2 separate regions of the Homo sapiens genome follow, and region 2 is linked to region 1. Evidence: chromatin contacts called from ENCODE Hi-C or POLR2A ChIA-PET data. All regions are on one chromosome and are shown on one strand. Each heading gives the region's core, a stretch centred on a gene start or an enhancer-like site at or near the end of the contact. The rest is flanking DNA. Distances are from core to core; before and after follow the strand shown. Region 1 holds the start of LINC01791 (long intergenic non-protein coding RNA 1791). Region 2 overlaps TSHZ3 (teashirt zinc finger homeobox 3).

Region 1 (5,400 bases), core at 928-3,427:
GTCTGTGTCTCCAGGACCAGACACAAACCTCCTTTTTTTTCATTGTGGTAGAACACACATAATAAGAAATTTGCCATTTTAACCATTTTTAAGTGTACAACTCAGTGGTATTAAGTGCATTCATATTGTTGTATAATCATTACTGCCATCCATCTCCAGAATCCTTTCATCTTCCCCAGCTGGAACCCTGTACCAGTAACCCTGAATTAAACAGTAATTCTCCATTCCCCCTTCTTCTCAGCCCTTGGGAGTGCTGTTCTACTTTGTCTCTATGGCATTTTGCCTATTTATTCATTTATTCATCTACCAATGAACACTTGAGTTGCTTCCACTTTGGTTATTGTGAATAATGCTGCTATGAACATGGGTGTACAAGTATCTCTTCAATTCTTCAGGGTATAGACCCAATAGCGGAGTTGCTGGGTCATATGGTTATTCTATGTTTAATATTTTGAGGAACCCCTGTACTGTTTCCACAGTGGCTGCACTATTTTACATTCCCACTGGCCTTTTTACTTTCTTTTTCTCTGCTTGAACAACTAGTCTCTCTCTCTCTCTCTCTTTTTTTTTTCAATGTCTGCTTCAAATAACATGAAGTCCACTGGGTGGAGTGACCATCTTCCCCAGCCCTGTGGTTCTCCCATTTCCAGCAACCTGGAGTGGGGATTTTTGTATTTATTTCTTTGTGGGGCTAATTTTTCAATATGTCTTCTTCGCATGTTCACATAAAGAACTGAATTTATAAAATAGTGGAGACTTGCATGGAGACTCAAGCTTATGACAGTTGGATGCTTTTCTCCCTCAGGATGAGTTGCTTTTTATACACCCCACACTATCCAAGTATGCAGCAGGCCACAGACTACGTCCTACGGGGCTCAAGACCAGCTGGCCCAGGTCAAGACCTGGGTACAGAACCTATTGCATTCCACATGGCCAAGGTATACTGAAAGGCACAGAGGGGAATGAAAGACATTGGCTTTTCTTTGTTAAGTGGTGTCAAAATCTAGGCTCTTGCAGCTTCCATCCCCACCTCAGATGTGCCAAAAGACGTTGAGCTTGCTGGTGGAAGCCAGTGTCTCCTCTGACCCTTTGAGTTAGTCATGATAATACGCTTCAATCTTCAGAGCCTATGGTGTTTGCCATTTTCCAAGTGGAATTCAGGCGCTTTGCTCTCTCCAATTTCTAGCTTTGGCTCCAGTTGTTCAGTAATGCAATCTTGAAAGGGTGAATTTGGACAATCGCAGCTTGGCCATTTTGAGCACATATGCTAGAACTAAGTCTTTTTGGCCCAGCTGTAGCTTGAATCTAATGAAAATGACAGATAATGCAGTGCTCTGTGTGCCTGCCAAAAAAGAGGATATTTCCCATGAGATAGCACCTGGTGATGCAGAAATAGACACTATAGATTTGTGATTGGCTGGTGCGTACGCGTATTCATATCTAGCCTGTATTATCAACCACGCAAGATCACATCTTGGATAATAACAGCAACAATGGCATGCATAAAAATTACTGCAGCAAAAAGGAAAAAAAAATACTAGATCAATTATGTCAATTATGCACGAGTACTTTTTCCCCTCACAGTTTTAACACTGAGAAAAGGTGGCATCTATCTCTGATCTAATTATTCACTTGCTTATTTGTGGGTTCCCCCATCTTTGAGCTCTCCTCTTTTACAGGCAGATATAAAAGAGCTCTCTTTTAGAAACACACCGTGGACTCAAACGTGCCTACATACATATGTGACTTACATTTGAGCAGTTGAATAATCAGTAACTTGAAAGTAAAGAGGAAACGCCTCTGCGTGTTCTAAAGGGAAGCGACGGGAGGGGTATATACTGAGATGACCTTACCTTAGAGCAAAAACGCCATCAGCCTCGAGAAGTGTCATAAATTAAGTTGCTATTTAAGCCCTGATTCTAGTAAAAGGGTCCAAATTTCCAAGGTGCCTTTAATGACTCTGTGTTCAGTGACAATGAAGTATTTCTTTAACAGACTGCCACTGAGCAAACAGAAAAAAATGTGTGGCTCTGGAAAGAGAGCTTGCTGTTTTCCCTTTTTTCTTCCCTTCCTTCTTCCTTTCTACCCCCTTTTTACCATCCTTTCCTGTTGCTCTTTCTTTGGCCTTCCCTTTAGAGATGCAGTTGAAAACCCTCAGCACACAATCTCGGAATGAGACAAGGGTGGAATTCTGGCAGCCTGTGTTCAACTCTTGCTGGACTTGCTCTGTGACCTCGATAAAGGTCTGCAACCTCACCATGGACACACAAAACACTGTTACACCATTTTTAAAGTGAGGGGGCTTGAATTGGATGTTCTCCCAGGTCCCTTCAATCTCTCAGATTTGAAGCAAAGGGTAATTTACCTAGGCTAGCTTAGGAGGAAGGTGATTTTGAAAGAGAAATACAAAATCATTAAGCAGATCAGTAAATTTGATAATGAATTGTTTCAATTACATTCAGGTGGCAGCAGATGTTAAATTACTTTAGCAGAACCAAGCTTAGAGGTTTGTGGTTTACTTTTCTCATTTAAATATATAGATGCAAAGGAAGAAATCACATTTCCAGTCCATCTTCTCAAAAAGCCCTACTGCGTGAAGCCCTGTAGCATAACTTCTGTTGGTCAGGAGATCAGGAACATGGGGCTCCGGTCTCAGCTCCACTTCCCAAAGATTGCGTGTGCTCTGGGTGGAGCCTTCCCCTTTTTGTGTTAAAGATCTGCCATCTATAAATGAGGGACAGACTCATCTCTGGCCCCAAAATGTGCCATGCTTCCTTGTACTGTCATCTACCTTTGCCAGGCTTTGAAAATATATATCTCAAGTATATTTGTGTTGAGCATATAGTACTTTTCTTAAGCATGTGGCTTGTGAGCTCCTGTGGGACTGGATCTTTTTGCATGCCGTAGGGGCATATAGTCTTTTGGGGAAGCTTATGATGATATTGGTTGTAGCAGTTGCAGGGGTGAAAAGGAGTGATAGAAGATGGACATTTCATCCCAGCACCGGCATCTTGACTGCCCTAGACAGGCTTCCTGTGAACCCAAAGCCTAATATGATCACCAAAGGGTCATGTTCATTAGCCCAGTTGACCCCAGGAGAGGCTGGATTCCAGCATCCAGTGGAGGAGGGATATATGGCATCTTGGTCCCAGAAGGCATCTCTCCATCCTCTCCCTTCTTGGCTGCAGCCTTCCTGGGAGCCAGTTGCTCCAAGGCCTGGCTCTAGAATGCCCTACAGAGGATAGGCACAGTGCTGATGCCACCTGTTCCCTCTCCCTCGAAGTCCCTACTCTTTCTCCAGGCTCCCTGCCCTGTCACATGGAACAAAACCACACTGGGTCTGCTTAGCTCCTGAGACAACTGCCTCTTTAAGAACTTATCTCATATTTTCAGAAATTGACTGTGAAAATTCTAAGTAATGGTGTGACATGATCACACTCACTTTCTGTAGTTAATCCTTCACGAGGGTCAGGCTCCCCTCTCTTCTCAGTGGCTCATTTGATTGTCACCTACCTTGCACAAAACCTCCCAGCCCCGAGCACTGTCTGGTGGGTTGACAGGCAGTCAGAGTGCTGAACGCTGTGCAGGAATAACTGAATTAGAAAAAAGCTGCTGGCGCTGTAATAAAGCGTTTAATGGACAGACAGCCTCTCTTGCCTTCCTTGGGGTAACACTAAATCCCTTTTTATTGTAGTTTGCACAGATGTTAGTGAGTTATCCATTTCTCTAATCATACTAGAAGTCGGCACATCCATCTTAAATAAGAAGACCAGCCCACTTGCTTTTACAGAGTCCTTTTTCTAATAAACTTGTGTCAGTTTCAGGTCAGTTTTACCAATACAAATAAAATTCAAACAAATAAAAAGTATATTGTCTCATGATGAGATTTATGTAATTATGTCCCTTAGGTCACTTTAAATTTACACGGGGAGTTACACCCTGCATAGTCCTTGTTATGGCCTGGATTTTTCTCTGATTCGGGGACACACACAAATACCCACCCACAGAGTTTACAATATTGGATCTCCCCGGGTCAGGGCAGAGCCTTTGGTGCAGAACAGCCCCTTATTTTTGTCCGAGGGCTGAGCTGGCCTGTGGGTGAGCTGCACTCGGGTCTTCTCTGAAACCATCCCCATGAGGTCACAGTTTTTGTTTCTTCGTTTATTTTATCTTTGGATGACTTCGTTTACATCCAATCTGTGCTCTAGGTAGGCCAATGTTCCACCCCTGTTGTGGTCTTATAGACCACCCAAAGATCTTTTTGCAAAAGAAAATTTTGCAAAAGAGGTTCATGTCATGAAAAAAAATGTGTTTTTTAAAAGGACACAGTGGGGAAAAAATCCTACACACCAAGGTGCTCCCATCTGCAACTTCTGTGGACCTGGGAAAGGTCACCTGAAGTTCAGGCCAGGATAAATAATTGCTGTGGTGAGGGTTCCTTTTTTCCTTTCCATGGAGTTGATGGGTTCACAGCGGTAGCTGAATCTTGATAGATTGGCAGACGCTGAAAGGAACCGCTAAGCGGTGACCGGGGCAGGGCTGCACTTCAGTTCTCAGGGCAAAGGCTGGGCAGCGGAGATTCCGGGGCTGGGTGGACGACAGGGGCCAGGTGACAAAGCCGCCTCTGTCCCTGCACAGAGCAGGAACAAACGCCGGCCCTGGCATCATCCCCGGGACGGGCTCGGCAGGGTGGGCTTTCCACCACCACTGAGGCCCGAGGCTGCCGCTCGCTTTTATGCACAGAATTACTGCTCTCTGGGGTCTCCCCTGCAAGTGAGAAGGCTGTCTGTGTTGTGTTTCCTGGTCCAATCGGCCACTTCATAAATCAAAGACGATGGGTGGTGTATTAACCATTTGATGTCCTGTTGCAGAGAGGGAAAACCACCGCAGCAGCCACAAAGGGGGGAAAGGAGGAGAGCTTGGTGGGAGCTGCACCTCACCCCGGGGAGAGCTGCTGGAACAGGAGCCTTCATGCACGCAGCGTCCTTAAAATCTTTGAATTCCCTGGCTCACTCGCCCATCATTCTGCCAAAACTGAGGTCCAGAGAGGTCGGTGTGACTTGTGTAAGCTCTATCAAACAGGAGGATGGAGAAGCTCAGACTGGGACCCGAGGCTCTGGCTCCTAGCACAGTGCTCCTTCATTCACTCACCATTCATTCATTTATTCAACAAATGTGTATGGAGTGTGTGCTCTGTGCCAAGCACTGTGCTAGGCTGTAGGTGGCTGCCAGGGAAATATTTAGAACAGTGTCTAACATTTCACGTTTATAAAGAAATATTAGTGTTTCTTTCTTTGGTTATTAATGAATAAGTATGCAATCCTGCATACCTGAGATTTCTATCCTTCCAGGGGCTCTTGTTGGGTTTCTCTCAGGGGTCCAGGTCAACAGCGCGTCCCC
Region 2 (5,400 bases), core at 1,772-4,271, 170 kb before region 1:
TTGAATATTTTATAAGCCCCATTTAAAAAAGAAGACATTTCTAGCACATGCACTTAGTTTGATCAGCATTTAGATTCTTGGGTTTAATTACTTTCAATTCTGTAAATTATTTTAGCATTTCAACAAGAATAGTCCAAGAGATACAGTCCGGGGGGTGGGGGCGAGTAGTTCACTGAAGGTCACGTTACCTGGACATTTTAACCATCTCCTTACCTTATTTTCTCAGATATGCAAAGGTGTGGCTCTTGAAGAATAATTTAAATTTGTTTGGGCTTAATGATAAATTATTAATTCATACTGTCAGGACACATGTTATTAATTATGACTGTGTTTTCTTCATCCAGAACAGCTGTTGGGGAAACAGGGTAAGTTCAGATTGTTGTCGGGAGGGAGGGCACAAGGAACTTACCAACTCCTTGTCATCGCATTCCTGGTCACCTCGCTAAGAGAATAAAGGATTGTAAAGGGTAGAGTGTAGGGGAGAGAGACACTGTTAGTTCTAGATCAAGATGGGCACTGGCAGATGCTAACTTACGTACATTTTTAAAAACGCAAGCCTAACTCTCAATGCACTGTGAATCCAGGTGAGATCCGAAGGCAAACCATCCCTGTTTTAATGTTAGCCAGGTTTTGGATTGGCTGCCCTCTCCCTTCCACCAGTTTCTCTGTGTTTCTTCTTTTTCCTCTGTGGTAGGCCAGAAGGTCATGTTTACAAGTTTATAGCAATGGAAAACACAATATTCAGAAAATATATTTGTTTCCCAAAGTGGAACCCATCCTTAATGGAGAGCAAAGGGCTGTTTGGTAATATACGTGAAATGACTCCAATTCATTTACTTTTGATTTTCCATTCCCATCATTAAATCTAGTCCTATGTATTCAGTTTCCTCTGAGTTCTTTGAGAAATGCATGTTGCATAAAATAGGCAATTTTTAATGAACAATTTAATGTAAATGGGTTTTGAATTTAAATTAATATTAATGAAGCCTTGAGTGAATTTATTTTGCATACGTAAAGACTTGTAAGTCTTTCACCCATGTGCTTTCTCCTTTATGTATTAACATTGGTTGGGTGGATTAACCAGCACCTTTTAAAGATTTACACTTAAAAAATTAAATTGATTTTATATGTCCACTATCACCAACGTACTATTAAGCAAAAAGCATGAGTTCAATTTTAAGAGAATACAGCTTTTTCCCTGTTAAACCCCTCAGTTTCCATTGCTCAGAAAGCTGCCGTTGGTGTGGCATTGCTGCTAGAGAAAATACACCCCAACAATAGTTACCACAATCAAGATGTTTTCTTTCTTTGGCTTACCTCTAATGCATTATGTATCCTGGAATGATACGAAGTTCTGTAATTAATTCTGTTAGATGTAATTGCTATAATCACTTTGATGTTACACATAATAAAGGTAATATGGTAAGTACATAAAAAATGTAAACACCTTATTGTAATACTCCTGCTAAAATGCCTTCTCATCAAGTCTGGTTTATAGACAAGTGTTCCTATTTTTGGTCATAGGTGACAGTTTATTCGAGCTGTGTTCATTGATATTCTAAAGGAGAGGCATTTATTGGAAAAGATGGGCCTTGGTTTGGAGGGATCTCCAAGCTGGTTGCCTAGGAATCTTAATGCCCGTTTTCTTAAAGATGTGGCTAATTATGAAAAGGTGACCATTGTCTTCTGAGTAGACCAGAGAGGTAAACACTTCAGAAGTAGCCGTGGAACCAGGGAAGAATGTGGCCTAGGAGTGAGTGAGGAGCCAGGAGAATGCTAGCAGAGGATTCGGATCAAAGGAGCTGTTCTGTAGGTTTTCTTATGGTGTGGGACTGTGGGAAGTGCTGTGTGTGTGTGTGTGTGTGTGTGTGTGTGTGTGTGTGTGTCAGAGAGAGAGAGAGAGAGAGTGAGTGCATGCTAGCAGGTGAACAGAGAAGGCCACCTTTCTATAACAGTGCAATAAGGGAAATAACATGCAGGATATCTACTTTATTATTTTCCTACACCTTTCATGGGGGTGGGGGCTACAGATGGTGCCTCACTGTTGCATGACATGTCCGGGAGTGGCTGATGTTGCCTGTTGGACTGAAACCTGTGTGGTATTTGAGACACACTCCCACCCCATCAGGCCTCTGTGCACCTACCCTGGATCCAGACCACCACAGGACATCAGGGAAGTTTGCCTGAGACCCCAAGTGCGCAATACTTGTGGGATGCTTCTGAAACACATGTACATTATGTACATTACTCTTTGCCAATGCATCTTGCAAGAGGCTAGAATGTGGTGGGGTAGGAAACTTGCCATTTAATTTTACCTTCCTGGAGATCCTAGAGTCAAACTAGTGTGTGGATCTGCTGGACACCCGTAATGAGCTGCACCTTGTCCCAAGTGTTACAGAGGTCTGGAGGCCTCGGGACTCAGGGTCAGCTTGGCAGTTTCCACGTGCCTTCCCCCATCTATATTGTATTTTTCAGTAAGGGATTGCACACAGAAATCAAATAACAGAAGGTGCCTGTGTGAGAAGGGGATGCTGCAGTCTCTTTGGAGGAAGAAAAAGGTGTGTTACAGTGGTTGAGAGATGGAAGGTGAACGCAGTGGTTCCCTGGCCTGTGTCCAGAGCCTGTGAAGGCAGGTCTTGCTGCCAGCTTTAGCTGGCTGGGTGCAGACTGGCTGGGGAAAGCGGGGCCTGCCTCCTGGGTCTTGGCCCTGCAGCCTCCTGCCTGCCAGGTAAGCAGGGGCTGGAGGAGAGGGTCCTGGGGTCTGGGCCCTGGGCCTGGGCTGCAAACCTGCAGCCCCCAGTCCTCCCGGTAGTGACTCCTAGACTGGTTTTGATGGTGATGATGATAAAAGGTCTGAGAACTCCATAGGCCCCAGTAATCAGGGCCCGCACTGACATCCTTCTCAAGTTTGACAGCTTCTTCCTTTTCTCTCCTCACCGCCAAGGCTTTCTCAACTGAATTTCCCCGCCCTCCCTCTCCCCTCCTCCCTGCCCGCCGCCCACCCCTTCCCTCCCTTTCCCCTTTTCTGTGTGCGTCTCTCTTGTTTCATGTTCTTGATCAGTTTCAGATGCTGGGAATTATTTTTTTTCAGGCGGGAGGGGGAGTGTTGCTTTAGGTTTGTGGGTTGGGCAGGTGTGAGAGGAAGTCTGTGGTTTTTTTTTTTTTTTTTTTTTTTTTTGTACTGTAGGCCTGTTGCTAATTAATGTTCCTCCATAAGATTCTGTCGGAGTTGAGTAATGTTTTTGATCTTTATGCCTGATAACTGCATACTTAATGAGATTTCAAAGCTGTGAGTGCAGCTCCCTACAATTATTGACAGATGCCTTTTCTTTGCCATTGGGTTCAGCTTCATAAATCCTCTCGCCATAATGAGGTTCAGCAGTGCCACCCTGGCAGTGAGCTAATGAAAGGGGGAGGGCGAGGCGGCTCATGGCTGTCTGACACATTTTTTTCCTTTAAAATTTACTATGCAGATGTCAAGCTGCGGGACGATTACTTCAAACATGCTAATTTTTATCTTGCTTTTGTGTCAGCCCTTTGCCATTAAAAAATAAATAAATAAAAGGGCTAACCTGACTCCACTTGATTTCTTTTCTTTCTTTTTTTTTTTTTAAAGTCAATTTTTTTAAATAACCCACGGTGTTGCGACAGCTAGGGACTTCGACACGTGCGTGGCCTTTTGCAGGTATCAGCAGCAGAACGCCCCCCCCTTTTTTTTTTCCTTTTTGCCATGGGAAGGGCAGTGGGAGGATGGAGTACGATTTCCCAGGCCTCCCATCACCCTGCCCTAAGTATGCACTTGAAACGTCGGAGAATTCATTTCAGAGTTCTGAAACTAAATCCTGGTGGAGAAGAGCTGCACCATGCCAAACAGTCGATTTCCTTTTCAGCAGAGTCATACATCACTGACCCACCCTTCCCTCCTGACAGAATGACATATGTCATTTATCATATGGGCCCCAGCCAGACTACGGGGAGGGGAGGGAAGCCCAGGTCCATGTGAGGCTGTCTCTTCCTCCTCTTGGTACTGTACCCTGTGGCTTGCAGGAGGGAGCTCTGCTGATTTGGCAAGAGGGAAAGGGAGGAAAGAGGCTGGGCAGGGGAGAAGGGGGTAGAGCCTGCTTCTGGATGGCTGGGTGCGTGGCGTGGCGGGTGGGAGATTGGCAGAGGCACGGGAGAGGTTATGCTCATTCATATTATCTGCTAAACCACACTGTTCAGCCTTTGACACTCTTCTGACTTTTTTTCCCCCCTTTCTCATTCCTTTTCTCTTTTCCCTGCCTTTTTTTTTCCCCATTAGTCAAGGGGAGAGAAAAAAAAAAGAAAAAAGAAAAAGGTTGACAGGTATCATTCAAGCCACCCTGGCTTGCAAAGGGTGGTAGAAATGAATCTCAGGGCTCCTGACTTCACATGATTCAAACGTGCGTTATTGAAGATGGATGTTCCTTAAAAAAAGATTGATGGTGGATGCCGGGCTTCGGGTACCATTTATCATTTTGAATATTATTTAGACTTGCCGTGTAAACCTGTAACTTGAGAGTCGGACAAGCTGGGGCAGGGTAGGGGCCTGTGTGTGTGTTTCTATCGATTGGCCTTGCCTTCTCATTGCAGCTGACCAGACACAAACCCTCGCATGTGCAATACAGAAGACTCCCCCACTGGAAAAAAAAGAAAAAAGAAAGAAAGAAAGAAAGAAAAAAAAGATGGAGGGAGGAAGGCTTTAATTTTGAATAATTTCCAAGGACACAGAGAAAAATGAAGTATCTGTGATTTACACTAAAGCTCACAGGCAACTTTCTCTCTCCCTCTTTTTCTTCCCCCACAGAAGCAGTCACGTACAAAACATTAAAATATAAACAGAGCTGCAGTTGCTGAAGCCAGAACCCTTGTCTGATTTTTTTTAAACTCCGTGTCATGCTAAAAAAAAAAAAAAAAGAAAAAAAAAAGAAAAACCAACACCGTATCTGAAAAGCTTAGCACAATATAACTATTAAAAAAATCTTTTGGTTGGCTTGGTTAGTAGTGTGAGAATGAAGAAACGTAAAGACTTCCACGTCTCAGGAATATTTCAGATAAAAAATAATCTTTTGCGGCTCCCTGCCCGGGCTCCCAGCAGCCTCTTCCCCTTTGTGTCTGAGCTCTGTCCCCTCTGCAGGGCCCCAGCAGACCCCCACCAGGCCTGATGTGGACAGCTGTTCCCAAGCCCTGCCAGTTAATCGCTTCTGGGTTTGCACCCTTGAGCTGTGTGCACCAGGACACCCCCACCTACTGGAAGTACTCAGGGACGCAGCCTGGTTCACTGACACAGCCCCCAGCTGCCTGAGGAGTCGGTGAAGCTCTGGCCTTTCCACCTCTTCTGCTGCAAGAGGCCTTGCAGCCTGCTTCCCTGGTGGAAAAAGG

Evidence for each region. Hi-C counts contacts between places; a loop is a spot of excess contacts on that map. ChIA-PET counts read pairs that join two places held with the same protein, here RNA polymerase II (POLR2A). Pooled maps may share reads with other maps.
Region 2: a loop to region 1 is called in a pooled map, with 2.8 times the contacts of the local background. The contact joins the enhancer-like site here to the promoter of LINC01791 in region 1. A Hi-C loop is called at or near these places in 1 of 168 maps with a recorded cell type or tissue (mammary epithelial cell) and 8 of 50 pooled maps. POLR2A ChIA-PET finds 5 or more read pairs at or near these places in 2 of 52 experiments (A673 and Panc1).

The regions. Positions count from the first base shown.
Region 1 is chr19:31,164,287-31,169,686 of GRCh38, reverse strand. It overlaps LINC01791 (long intergenic non-protein coding RNA 1791), which reads right to left and starts at 2,177. Exons shown (of 5, transcript NR_147209.1): 1 at 2,098-2,177; 2 at 1,854-2,002. It also overlaps a transcript of TSHZ3 not described here.
Region 2 is chr19:31,338,117-31,343,516 of GRCh38, reverse strand. The region is part of intron 1 of TSHZ3 (teashirt zinc finger homeobox 3); the gene reads left to right. TSHZ3-AS1 (TSHZ3 antisense RNA 1) reads right to left here. Exons shown (of 3, transcript XR_002958388.2): 1 at 1-5,400. Among named protein-coding and RNA genes, the nearest start is that of TSHZ3, 8.6 kb to the left of the region's middle. RefSeq lists an enhancer at 2,190-2,714. Within about 2 kb of position 3,021, at least 6 of the 41 ENCODE cell types and tissues checked have a DNase peak (open chromatin) inside an H3K27ac peak, as active enhancers do; they include A673, where a contact is called at or near this core.